Regions from separate parts of the Homo sapiens genome. Here region 1 is linked to region 2. Evidence: read pairs that join two places in POLR2A ChIA-PET (ENCODE). Cell type or tissue: OCI-LY7. All regions are shown on one strand. Each heading gives the region's core, and the rest is flanking DNA. Links, peaks and the distances in the headings are about the cores only. Region 1 overlaps BICRAL (BICRA like chromatin remodeling complex associated protein). Region 2 has its middle 7.9 kb from the start of RPL7L1.

Evidence for each region. Peaks named below come from ENCODE experiments on the same cell type or tissue, not always from the same donor. Only the 100,000 strongest peaks of a DNase experiment are listed, where the experiment ranks them.
Region 1: POLR2A ChIA-PET joins it to region 2 with 15 read pairs; 9 of 35 experiments call an interaction of 5 or more read pairs at or near these places.

Annotation. Positions count from the first base shown.
Region 1 is chr6:42,814,697-42,820,075 of GRCh38, reverse strand. All of the region lies in intron 2 of BICRAL (BICRA like chromatin remodeling complex associated protein), which reads right to left. Among named protein-coding and RNA genes, the nearest start is that of BICRAL, 35 kb to the right of the region's middle. In OCI-LY7, for the core only: a CTCF peak has its summit at 167; no DNase peak of the experiment used is centred there.
Region 2 is chr6:42,868,991-42,874,369 of GRCh38, reverse strand. No RefSeq gene overlaps it. Among named protein-coding and RNA genes, the nearest start is that of RPL7L1, 7.9 kb to the left of the region's middle. In OCI-LY7, for the core only: no CTCF peak of the experiment used is centred there; a DNase peak (open chromatin) is centred at 2,629; H3K27ac peaks cover 1,121 bases.

The DNA.
Region 1 (5,379 bases), core at 101-5,100, 54 kb after region 2:
ACAGAGAACAGCTGCTACCCCTAAGTTTAGAGTGACAAACTACTTGAGTAGTGCAAACAGAACACTTTTATAATATTGAATGAGATTAAAAGCCATTGTGCAACCTTCTCTACCAAACAAAACAGGGAGTCAAACACTTGGCTTGAAAGAAGGCTCCCTGGGAATATCTACCCCCTATCAGCAGCATCAGGAACTGCCAGACAGGCCTTCTCCTCTGGTCCCAGTAGGTACAACTCTAGGAGCCTTTACAGTCAGGGGCACCCTGAGAATTCTGCTTTTTAAAGGGTCACACTCTTTTCTCACCTTAAACAGTTTCAAATTAAAAGAGATGACCCTTAGCCCTGTATTCTCTAGCTTCAAATAATGCCAAAATGTAGTCATAATATAGCCTAATCCAGGGGTTCCTTTCACCAGATGACCTATGGTCCATCAAAGTAAATTTACCAGAGCAAAATTGTAAAATTGTCTATGATTTTAAAATGAGAAGATAGGCCGGGCATGGTGGCACATGCCTGTAATCCCAGCACTTTGGGAGGCCGAGGTGGGTGGATCACCTGAGGTCAGGAGTTCGAGATCAGCCTGGCCAACACGGTGAAACCCGTCTCTACTAAAAATACAAAAAATTAGCCAGGCATGGTGGCACTTGCCTGTAGTCCCAGCTACTCGGGAGGCTAAGGCAGGAGAATTGCTTGAACCTGGGAGGCAGAGGTTGCAGTGAGCCGAGATCATGCCACTGCACTCCAGCCTGGGTGACAGAGAGAGATTCTGTCTCAAAAAATAAAATTAAAAATAAAAATAAAAATAAATAAAACGAGAAGATAATCTGAAGATCAGTCACTAATGACCTAAAAGTGAAGAATTCTGTTTTCTCTGGAAAGATTCTCCATTTACTTCTGGACTCCTGTTGAGGCTCTTTTCACATTCAAGTAACAACCCTGGAATCCCTAGATGGGTGGCTGACCCCAGGTGGATTTTATGAGGCTAAGGGGAAATCCCTGGATGAGTGATTGGAAACTATTTCTTGGCCCAACAGACATGAGCAAGACGTCTTCCCCTCTGTAAATAGCACTAGACAGTGGGATTTGTCGTGGAGGGAAGGGGGCTGTAGGCACCCCAAGAGTTCAGAAATCACTGTCCTGAACACCTGACTACCTCTCTTAAAAAATTAAAGCTAATATTTAAAACTGTTCTGAATTGCACCAACAAACATCTTAAATAATAGCTTTTAATCAAGAGGACACAGTGTAAAAATGACGTTTCAAAGCGGTGGGGAAAAGTTGTTAACCATATGGGGAAAATAAGGTAGATTCACACCTCATATCTTACACAAAAATAAATTCTAGATGGATCTAGGAGTTAAATGGTGGATGGAGAAAGAACCTTAAAGTAATAGAATAACTCATGGGAGAATTTTTTTTTTTTTAACAATCTTGGAGTGAGGAAAGTCTAAGGATGTCATAAGACACACAAGTCATAAAAGACTGACAAAGTCAACGACATAAAGTGCAAAGCTTCTGCATGATAAAAGAAAAACACATCATAAGCAAAGTCAAAGACTAAAACAAATAAACAAAAATAACTAAGAAAAATACCTCCACTTCATACCCCAGAAGGCTTTTCTCCCTAATACACAAAGAGCTCCTATAAATAAGGAAAATTTTTTATCAGGGCTTTTCTCCCTAATACATAAAGAGCTCTTATAAATAAGGAAAATTTTTTTATCAGGATCCATCCAGAATATCAAAGATTTAATCAGTTTATGAGCAATCAATTCACAGAAAAGGAAATACAACTAGCTCCTAAGCATATAAAATAATCAACCTTACTTACAATAAGGGAAATAAAAATTAATATTGTAGTGAGATACTACATGTCCTGTCAGATTGGCAAAGACAGAAAAGTTGGATGAAGGATTCTGCTAGCAGGGAGTGGGGAAATAGGAACTTTTATACACTGACAGGATACAGACTCATATAACCTCTAGTGAGGGCAATTTAGCAATGTCTTTCAAAATCTTAAGTGCACAGATCAGCTTACCAAGCAAATCCATTTCCAGGTATTTGTACTGCAGATATTCTTTTTTACTCACTTTTTTTTTTTTTTTTTTTAGAGATAGGGTCTCTCTATGTTGCCCAGGCTGGACTTGAATTTCTGGGCTCAAGAGATCCTTAACCCCCTAAGTAGCTGGGCCTACAGGTATGTGCCACCATAACCAGCTGTCACGTGGGTATTCTTTCACATGTGCCAAATGATATGTGTATAAGAATATCCAGGGCAGTATTATTATTATTTTAGTATTAATTGGTTTTAACAAAGGACGGCAAAACCCTAGATGTCATGGGTATGGGGTTTCTTTCTGGGGCAATAAAAATGTTCTTGAACCTGCTTGGCAATGTAGTGAGACCCAATCTCTACAAAACATTTAAAAATTAGTTGAGTGTGCTGATGCACACCTGTAGTTCCAGCTACTTGGGAGGCTGAGATGGGAGGATTGTTTGCTTGAGCGTAGGAGGTCAAGGCTGCAGTGAGCTATGATTACACCACTGCACTCCAGCCAAAGCGACAGAGCCAGACTCTGCCTCTTAAAAAAAAAAAAAAGAGTTCTTGTATTAAACTACTGAATTATATACTTTAAAAGGGTGAGTTTTATGGTATGTAAATTATATCTTAATTTAAAAAACTCTCTTAAAAACCCTAAATGTCCATGATTAAATGTCCTGGTTAAATCAATTATGGTTTACCTACATAGTGGAGTACTCTGCAGTCATTAAAACTAATGAGGCAGTTTTAATCATACTAACTTGGTAGGATATATGGTCAATTAAAAAAGAAAGGTGCAGAATATTATGTACATTATGTTCCCAAATGTGTGTGTGGGGGAAATACACACACACACATATATACACACACACACACACACACACACATATAAATGATGTGTGTGTGTAAATGTATAGAACCTAAAATGAAGCACAGGTAACCAGTAACACTAGTTGCTTCTGGGAAGAAAACAGGGTGACTGGGGAACAGAGGAAGATACACAATTTTTTTTTTTTTTTTTTGAGATGGAGTCTCGCTCTGTCGCCCAGGCTGGAGTGCAGTGGTGCAATCTCGGCTCACTGCAAGCTCAGCCTCCCAGGTTCACACCATTCTCCTGCCTCAGCCTCCCGAGTAGCTGGGACTACAGGCGCCCACCACCACGCCCAGCTAATTTTTTGTATTTTTAGTAGAGACTGGGTTTCACCATGTTAGCCAGGATGGTCTTGATCTCCTGACCTCGTGATCCGCCCGCCTCGGCCTCCCAAAGTGCTGGGATTACAGGCGTGAGCCACCACGCCCGGCTGATACTCTTTATTTATATGTCCTTTTGTACATTTTGAAATTTGTGCCACATGCATGTAAGATCTAATCAAAAAAGAAAAACAATTAATAAAACAAGGAGAAGAAGGACACAAAATGAAGTACAAGAACCTCAAGTCAGTTTAGCTGGGTGTGGTGGTGCTTGCCTTTAGTCCCAGCTACTTGGTAGGCTGAGGTCGGAGGATGACTTGAGCCCAGGACATGAAGGTTGCAGTGAGCCGTGATCGTGCCACTGCACTCCAGCCCGGGCAAAAGTACCAAACCCTATCTCAAAAATAAAATAAAATTTAAAAAGAACCTCAAGTAAGGCTCGCTTTCCTTAAGTATACTAAATATACCAAATACTCAGAACTTTTTTTTTTTTTGAAGAGACAGGGTTTCATTATGTTGCCCAGCCTGGCCTTGAACTCTTGGGCCCAAGCGATCCTCCCCTTTCAGTCTTCTGAGTAGCTAGGATTACAGGTGTATGCTACAGTGCCCAGCTAAATACTTAGAACTTTTTTTTTTTTCATTTTTTTTTGGTAGAGACGAGGTCTCACTATGTTGCCCATGCTGGTCTCGAACTGCTGCACTTAAGTGATCCTCCACCTTGGTCTCCTAAAGTGCTGGGATTACAATTACCATGCCCAGCCCTTAGAATATTTTAAAGCAGCCTACTGGCCTGGAGAATAAGCCACATCAGCTGTCTTAAAAGAAATACTGTATCTTTTTTTTTTTTTTTTTTTTTTTTTGAGACAGAGTTTCTCTCTTGTTGCCCAGGCTAGAGAGCAATGGCGCAATCTTGGCTTACCACAACCTCCGCTTACCGGGTTCAAGTGACTGTCCTGCCTCAGCCTCCCGAGATAGGATTACAGGGCCACACCACCATGCCTGGCTAATTTCGTATTTTTAGTAGAGACAGGGTTTCTCCACGTTGGTCAGGCTAGTCTCGAACTCCTGACCTCAGGTGATCCGCCCACCTCAGGCTCCCAAAGTGCTGGGATTACAGTCAGGAGCCACCACGCCCGGCCAAGAAATACTGTATCTTAAAAACAGTCTGAATTTAATTAAGTTCACAGCAAAACTTCAAAGACCTCCAAGGCAGAGATATAACAGTGTATTAATTTTTTTTCCACACAGAGGGAGAAAATCTAAGCTCTCATGAAGAAACATAATTGGTTGCAAGAACAGATATTTCAGGAAACCCAGTTCAGCAAATCAGTTTTGCCTATTTAAGATATTCTGGGCTGGGCACGGTGGCTCACGCCTGTAATCCCAACAATTTGGGAGGCCGAGATGGGCGGATCACCTGAGGTCAGGAGTTTGAGACCAACCTGGCCAACATGGTGAAACCCTGTCTTTACTGAAAATACAAAAAATTTAGCTGTATGTGGTGGTGGATGCCTGTAATCCTATCTACTCGGGAGGCTTAGGCAGGAGAATTGCCTGATCCCAGGAGATGGGGGTTGCAGTGAGCCAAGATTGCCCCACTGCACTCTAGCCTGGGCAACAGAGCGAGACTCCATCTCAAAAAAAAAAAAAAAAAAAAAAGATATTCTGACCAGTAGCAATGGAAGAAAACCAAACTTCACCCTTAGGAGTCATAAAACAGCCTGGCCAACATGGTGAAACTCTGTCTCTGCTAAAAATACAAAAAAAATGAGCCAGGCGTGGTGGTGCGTGCCTGTAATCCCAGCTACTATGGGGGCTGAGGCATGAGAATCTCTTGAACCAGGAGGTGGAAGTTGCAATGAGCTGAGATTGCACCACTGCACTCCAGCCTGGGTGATAGAGTGAGACCCTGTCTCAAAAAAAAAGAAAAAAAAAAGTAATAGAACAGGATTTCAAAGACTGCGCAAACTGAAATTTGGTATGTGGCCACTATTACAAATGTTTTTGTTTCCTCCTTTATCTGCTTATCTGTTCTTTTGCTTCTTTCAAAAATAATAGCCTAGTGGCTGAGGCAGGCGGATCACCTGAGGTCAGGAGTTCGAGACCAGCCTGGCCAACATGGTGAAACCCTGTTCTACTAAAAATACA
Region 2 (5,379 bases), core at 267-5,266:
ACCCAATCTCTACTAAAAATACAAAAAAATTAGCCAGGCATGGTGGCATGCACCTGTAGTCCCAGCTACTTGGGAGGCTGAGGCAGGAGAATCGCTTGAATCTGGGAGGTGGAGGTTGCAGTCAGCCAAGATTGCACCACTGCACTCCAGCCTGGGCGACAGAGTGAGACTTTGTCTCAAGAAAGAAAAAAAAGGCCGGGTACAGTGGCTCATGCCTGTAATCCCAGCACTTTGGAAGGCCGAGGTGGGCAGATCACAAGGTCAGGAGTTCGAGACCAGCCTGGCCAACATGGTGAAACCGTTTCTACTAAAAATACAAAAGTTAGCTGGGCATGGTGGCACGTGCCTGTAATCCCAGCTACTTGGGAGGCTGAGGCAGGAGAATCGCTTGAACCTGGGGAGGTGGAGGTTGCAGTGAGCTGAGATCACGCCATTGCACTCCAGCCTGGGCAACAGAGTCAAACTCCGTCTCAGAAAAAAAAAAAAGAAAGAAAAAGGAAAAACATCTATATCTATATATAAATTAGATGGGCATGGTGGTGTGTGCCTGTAGTCGTGCTACTTGGGAGGCTGTGATGGGAGGATGGGTTGAGGCTGGGAGGTGGAGGTTACAGTGAACAGAGATCACGCCACTGCACTCCAGCCTGGGTGACAGAGCCAGACCTTGTTTCAGAAAAAAAATAAAAAAAGAAATAAAAAGGAAAAAAAAAAAAAGAAAGCTCTGTAAGTAATTGGATTTTTGTGGTTCTCTCTGAATTGGTTCCAGAATCCCTTTCCTAACACGTCCGTGCATAATTTATTTCAGTATTCTCTGCACTTCTGGATTATTTGGAATCCTACTCTTACTTAAGGCAAAGCTGCCACACCTAACACACCCTAAGAGGAACTCTATCTGCAATTTCCCATCTGCTCCATCCTCTTTCTTGGATTAAGACACTTTTTGCAGTCAGCTTCATTTTGCTTCAAGCTTTGCTTGTAAGTGACAAGGGGTTATCAGGAAGCAAGTAGGAAAGAGATTAGTCTGAGAGCAGTGGATGAACCTGGAGTTGAGGCAGACAATGTGAACAACAGCTTTTGATCCTAATGAAAAACAAACATAAGGTAGCAAAAGTGGGAAGGAAAGGGAGAGAACAGGTGAGGGGCAGCAGCCTTTTGAGGCTTGAGGATAGACAAGAAAGCTGGGGTAGGAAGGTGAAAGTATGTAGCAGGTAAGACTAAAAGCAAAACAGAAAAACCCAAACTTCTGAATTATTTAGGGATAATGGAACATGGCTCGTTTTACTTTTTTTTTTTTTTTTTTTGAGATGGAGTTTTGCTCTTGTTGCCCAGGTTGGAGTGCAATGGTGTGATATTGGCTTACCACAACCTCCGCCTCTGCAGTTCAAGCGATTCTCTTGCCTCAGCCTCCCAAGTAGCTGGGATTACAGGCATGCACCACCACGCCTGGCTAATTTTGTATTTTTAGTAGAGATGGGGTTTCTCCATGTTGGTCAGGCTGGTCTTGAACTCCCAACCTTAGGTGATCCACCTGCCTCGGCCTCCCAAAGTGCTGGGATTACATGTGTGAGCCACTGCGCCTGGTCTCTTTTTTCTTTTTCTTTTTTCATGTTTGAGATGGAGTCTCGCTCTGTCAGCCAGGCTGGAGTGCAGTGGCACAATTTTGGCTCACTACAACCTCCACCTCCCAGGTTCAAGTGGTTCTCCTGCCTTAGCCTCCTGAGTAGCTGGGACTACAGGCATGTGCCATCATGCCTAGATAATTTTTTGTATTTTTAGTAAGATGGGGTTTCGCCATGTTGGCCAGGCTGGTCTTGAACTCCTGACCTCAGGTGGTCTGCCCGCCTCGGCCTCCCAAACTGCTGGGATTACACGCGTGAGCCACTGTGACTGTGCCCGGCCCTGCTCTTTTTACTGTCTACATGTCTTCAGTAACACCCTTTTTTTTTTTTTTTTTTTTGGAGACAGAGTCTTGCTCTGTCACTCAGGCTGGAGTGCAGTGGCACGATCTTGGCTCACTGCAATCTCCACCTCCTGGGTTCAACCAATACTCCAGCCTCAGCCTTCTGATTAGCTGGGATTACAGGTACCCGCCAACATGCCTGGATAATTTTTGTATTTTTTTTTTTTTTAGCAGAGACAAGGTTTCACCTTGTTTGCCAGGCTTGTCTCTAACTCCTGATCTCAGGTGATCAGCCCTCCTCTCAGCCTCCCTAAGTACTGGGATTACAGGTGTGAGCCACTGCACCCGGCCTTAGTAACACATTTTACACCCTAAGAAGTAGAGGGCCAAGACCAGTCTTCTTAGTTTATGGGCAAGGACACGGTGACTGAGAGTTAAGTTGTATGAAGATACATGATTATGTGATAGATGAGATACCAGAACCAATTTCCACATTCTGCTGCCAAAGGCACTTTCTGCCCACCCAGTTGCACTGCTTTCCTTGACCTTCATAGAAGTAATTTTTTTCCCAAGGATCTTCTTGCCTTTGCAATTGGTTTCAAAGGTCAGACTCCAGCACATACCCAAGAGTAATACAGATGAGGGTTTCTTTTTTTTTTTTTTTTGAGACTGAGTCTCACTTTGTTGCCCAGGCTGGAGGCTGGAGTGCAGTTGTGTGGTCTCGGCTCACTGACTGCAACCCCGCCTCCTGGGTTCAAGCAATTCTCTTGTCTCAGCCTCCCGAGTAGCTGGGCCTACAGGTGTACCACGCCTGGCTAATTTTTGTATTTTTAGTAGAGACAGGGTTTCACCATATTGGTCAGGCTGGTCTCAAACTCCGGACCTCAGGTAATCCACCTGCCTCAGCCTTCCAAAGTGCTGGGATTACAGGCGTGAGCCATCACACGCGGCCTGGGTTTCTTATAAAGGTCTTTTACCTGCAGCAGCGTAGACAGGCAATTCATATTACAGAATCCACTTTATACTACATATGTGCTCCTGCTATTTGTGAATACACTGAAACAGATTTCTCCACATAATTAACAATTTAATTACAAAGGTCTTGGTGTGGTAGCTGACGCCTGTAATCTCAGCACTTTGGGAAGTCGAGGCAGGCCGTTCACCTGAGGTCGGGAGTTCGAGACCAACCTGTCCAACATGGAGAAACCCCATCTCTACTACAAATACAAAATTAGCCAGCATGGTGGCAGGCGCCTGTAATTCCAGCTACTCGGGAGGTTGAAGTAGGAGAATCGCTTGAACCTGGGGGTAGAGGTTGCGATGAGTCGAGATTGCGCCATTGCACTGCAGCCTGGGCAACAAGAGGGAAATTTCCCTCCGTCTCAGAAAATAAATAAATAAATAAATAAAGTCTTTTATCTTTGTTACTGCAGAAGGTATATTTTTTTCTCAAGTTTAACTCAGGAAAATACTAAGAACCAGGGCATGGAAATGTAATTTACAGCTCTCTGTGCAATTTATTGTGGCAGTCCAGAAGAATTTTATTTTTTGAGACAAGGTCTTGTTCTGTGACCCAGGCTTGAGTCCAGTGGCATGATCATGGCTCACTGCAGCCTTGAACTGGGCTTAAGCAATCCTCTGGCCTCAGCCTCCTGAGTAGGTGGGCCTACAGGCATATGCCACCATGCCTGGCTAATTTTTAATTTTTTTTGTAGAGATAGGTCTCACTGTGTGTTGCCCAGGCTTGTCTTGAACTCCTGGCCTCAAGCAGTCCTCCTGCCTCAGACTCCCAAAGCGTTGGGCTTACAGGCATGAGCCACATGCCCAGCCCAGAAAAATTATAGCATCCTATTTTCTTCTCTCCTGAACTCCAGTCAGTTCCCAAATGTAATGTATATCTGTGTGTTGCTCCCCCTGTATACTGTGAGCCCTTTGAAAGCAGAAAGCATGCCTGAATTATCTGTATATCCCAATGTCTGGCACAGTGTCTGCCAACAGTCAACTGCTCAAGTAATATTGTTGGTTAATGATCATCATTTTCAGCTGGATACCCAACGGGTCCTCCTCTGTCTTGGAGAGCACACACAAGGCTGCAAGTAGGGCATGACCCTGAACCCCAGGGCCTAGCCCTTTCAGTACAGCACAGCTAGAGCCCTGCCTGAGCAATGCTGTTGCAGTGCCCCCACACTGTAAAGGTTTATTTTCCCTTACCTTTCCCCCAATAATTAACTTGGAACTTTCTCTGCCTCAGGAAGTGCTTAGGGCCCCTTTCCTGGAATGTGTCCTCCCATACACACAGCTGAGGGTTTTAACCATCCTAAGAGAAGATGCCTGTCTTTCCTCCAGGCATGCCCCCAGGGAACAGAGACAGATCCTAACCTAGCAACCAGATGATCCTTCCTTTTTTATTTGAGATGGAGTTTCGCTCTTGTTGCCCAGGATGGAGTGCAATGGCGCGATCTCGGCTCACCACAACCCCCACCTCTCCCTGGGTTCAAGTGATTCTCCTGCCTCAGCCTCCCAAGTAGCTGGGATTACAGGCATGCGCCACCACACCCAGCTAATTTTGTATTTTTAGTAGAGATGGGATTTCTCCATGTTGGTCAGGCTGGTCTCAAACTCCCGACCTCAGGTGATCTGCCTGCCTCGGCCTCCCAAAGTGATGGGATTAGAGGTGTGAGCCAACACACCCGGCTGATCCTTCCTTCTAACTCTTCATTCCTGGGGCACTCCCATTGTAAATGGCCTGAAGAGGGACAAAAATGTCATTCTGGACACACATTTATCCTTAGCAAGAAGAGAAACTTGACATTAGGGTAACACTATACATGACATCAGTGGATAGATCCCTTCATATCATTCTGTTAGTTATTTGAAAATGACTTTCTTTGTTGCCTTTTAATCTTTTTAGAAAATGACTTTCTATTTATGTACTGATTACTGCTGAATCTTGATTTTCTACTGCTCTTAGGGCACAGGGGAGAATCTAATTAAACCATAAATGAGTACAAGTGTAAATTCTAGGCCCTAAAGAACAATTTGTTCCCAGAAATACATTTCACCTCTAGAAGCTTCCCTAACAATTTGGGTGGAAAAACACTTGTGAGGGCAGGAATTCAAAAGGGCCTCATGGGGCTGATTTTACACATAAGGTTATAGAGTTATTTTTTAATACAAAATTTGGTCCAATATGTTGAATCCAAAGAGAAACGTTAATTCTGGAATATCTCTTATGTAAAATCATTTATCACTTAGCTTTTTCCTTGTCCTTGCAGAAACAAAATAAACATAACTGAAGAAAATCTCCTAGGCCGGGCACAGTGGCTCACGCCTGTAATCCCAGCACTTTGGGAGGCCGAGGCAGGTGGATCACAAGGTCAGGAGATCGAGACCATCGTCTCTACTAAAAATACAAAAAATTAGCTAGGCGCAGTGGCGGGCGCCTGTGGTCCCAGCTGCTAGGGAGGCTGAGGCAGGAG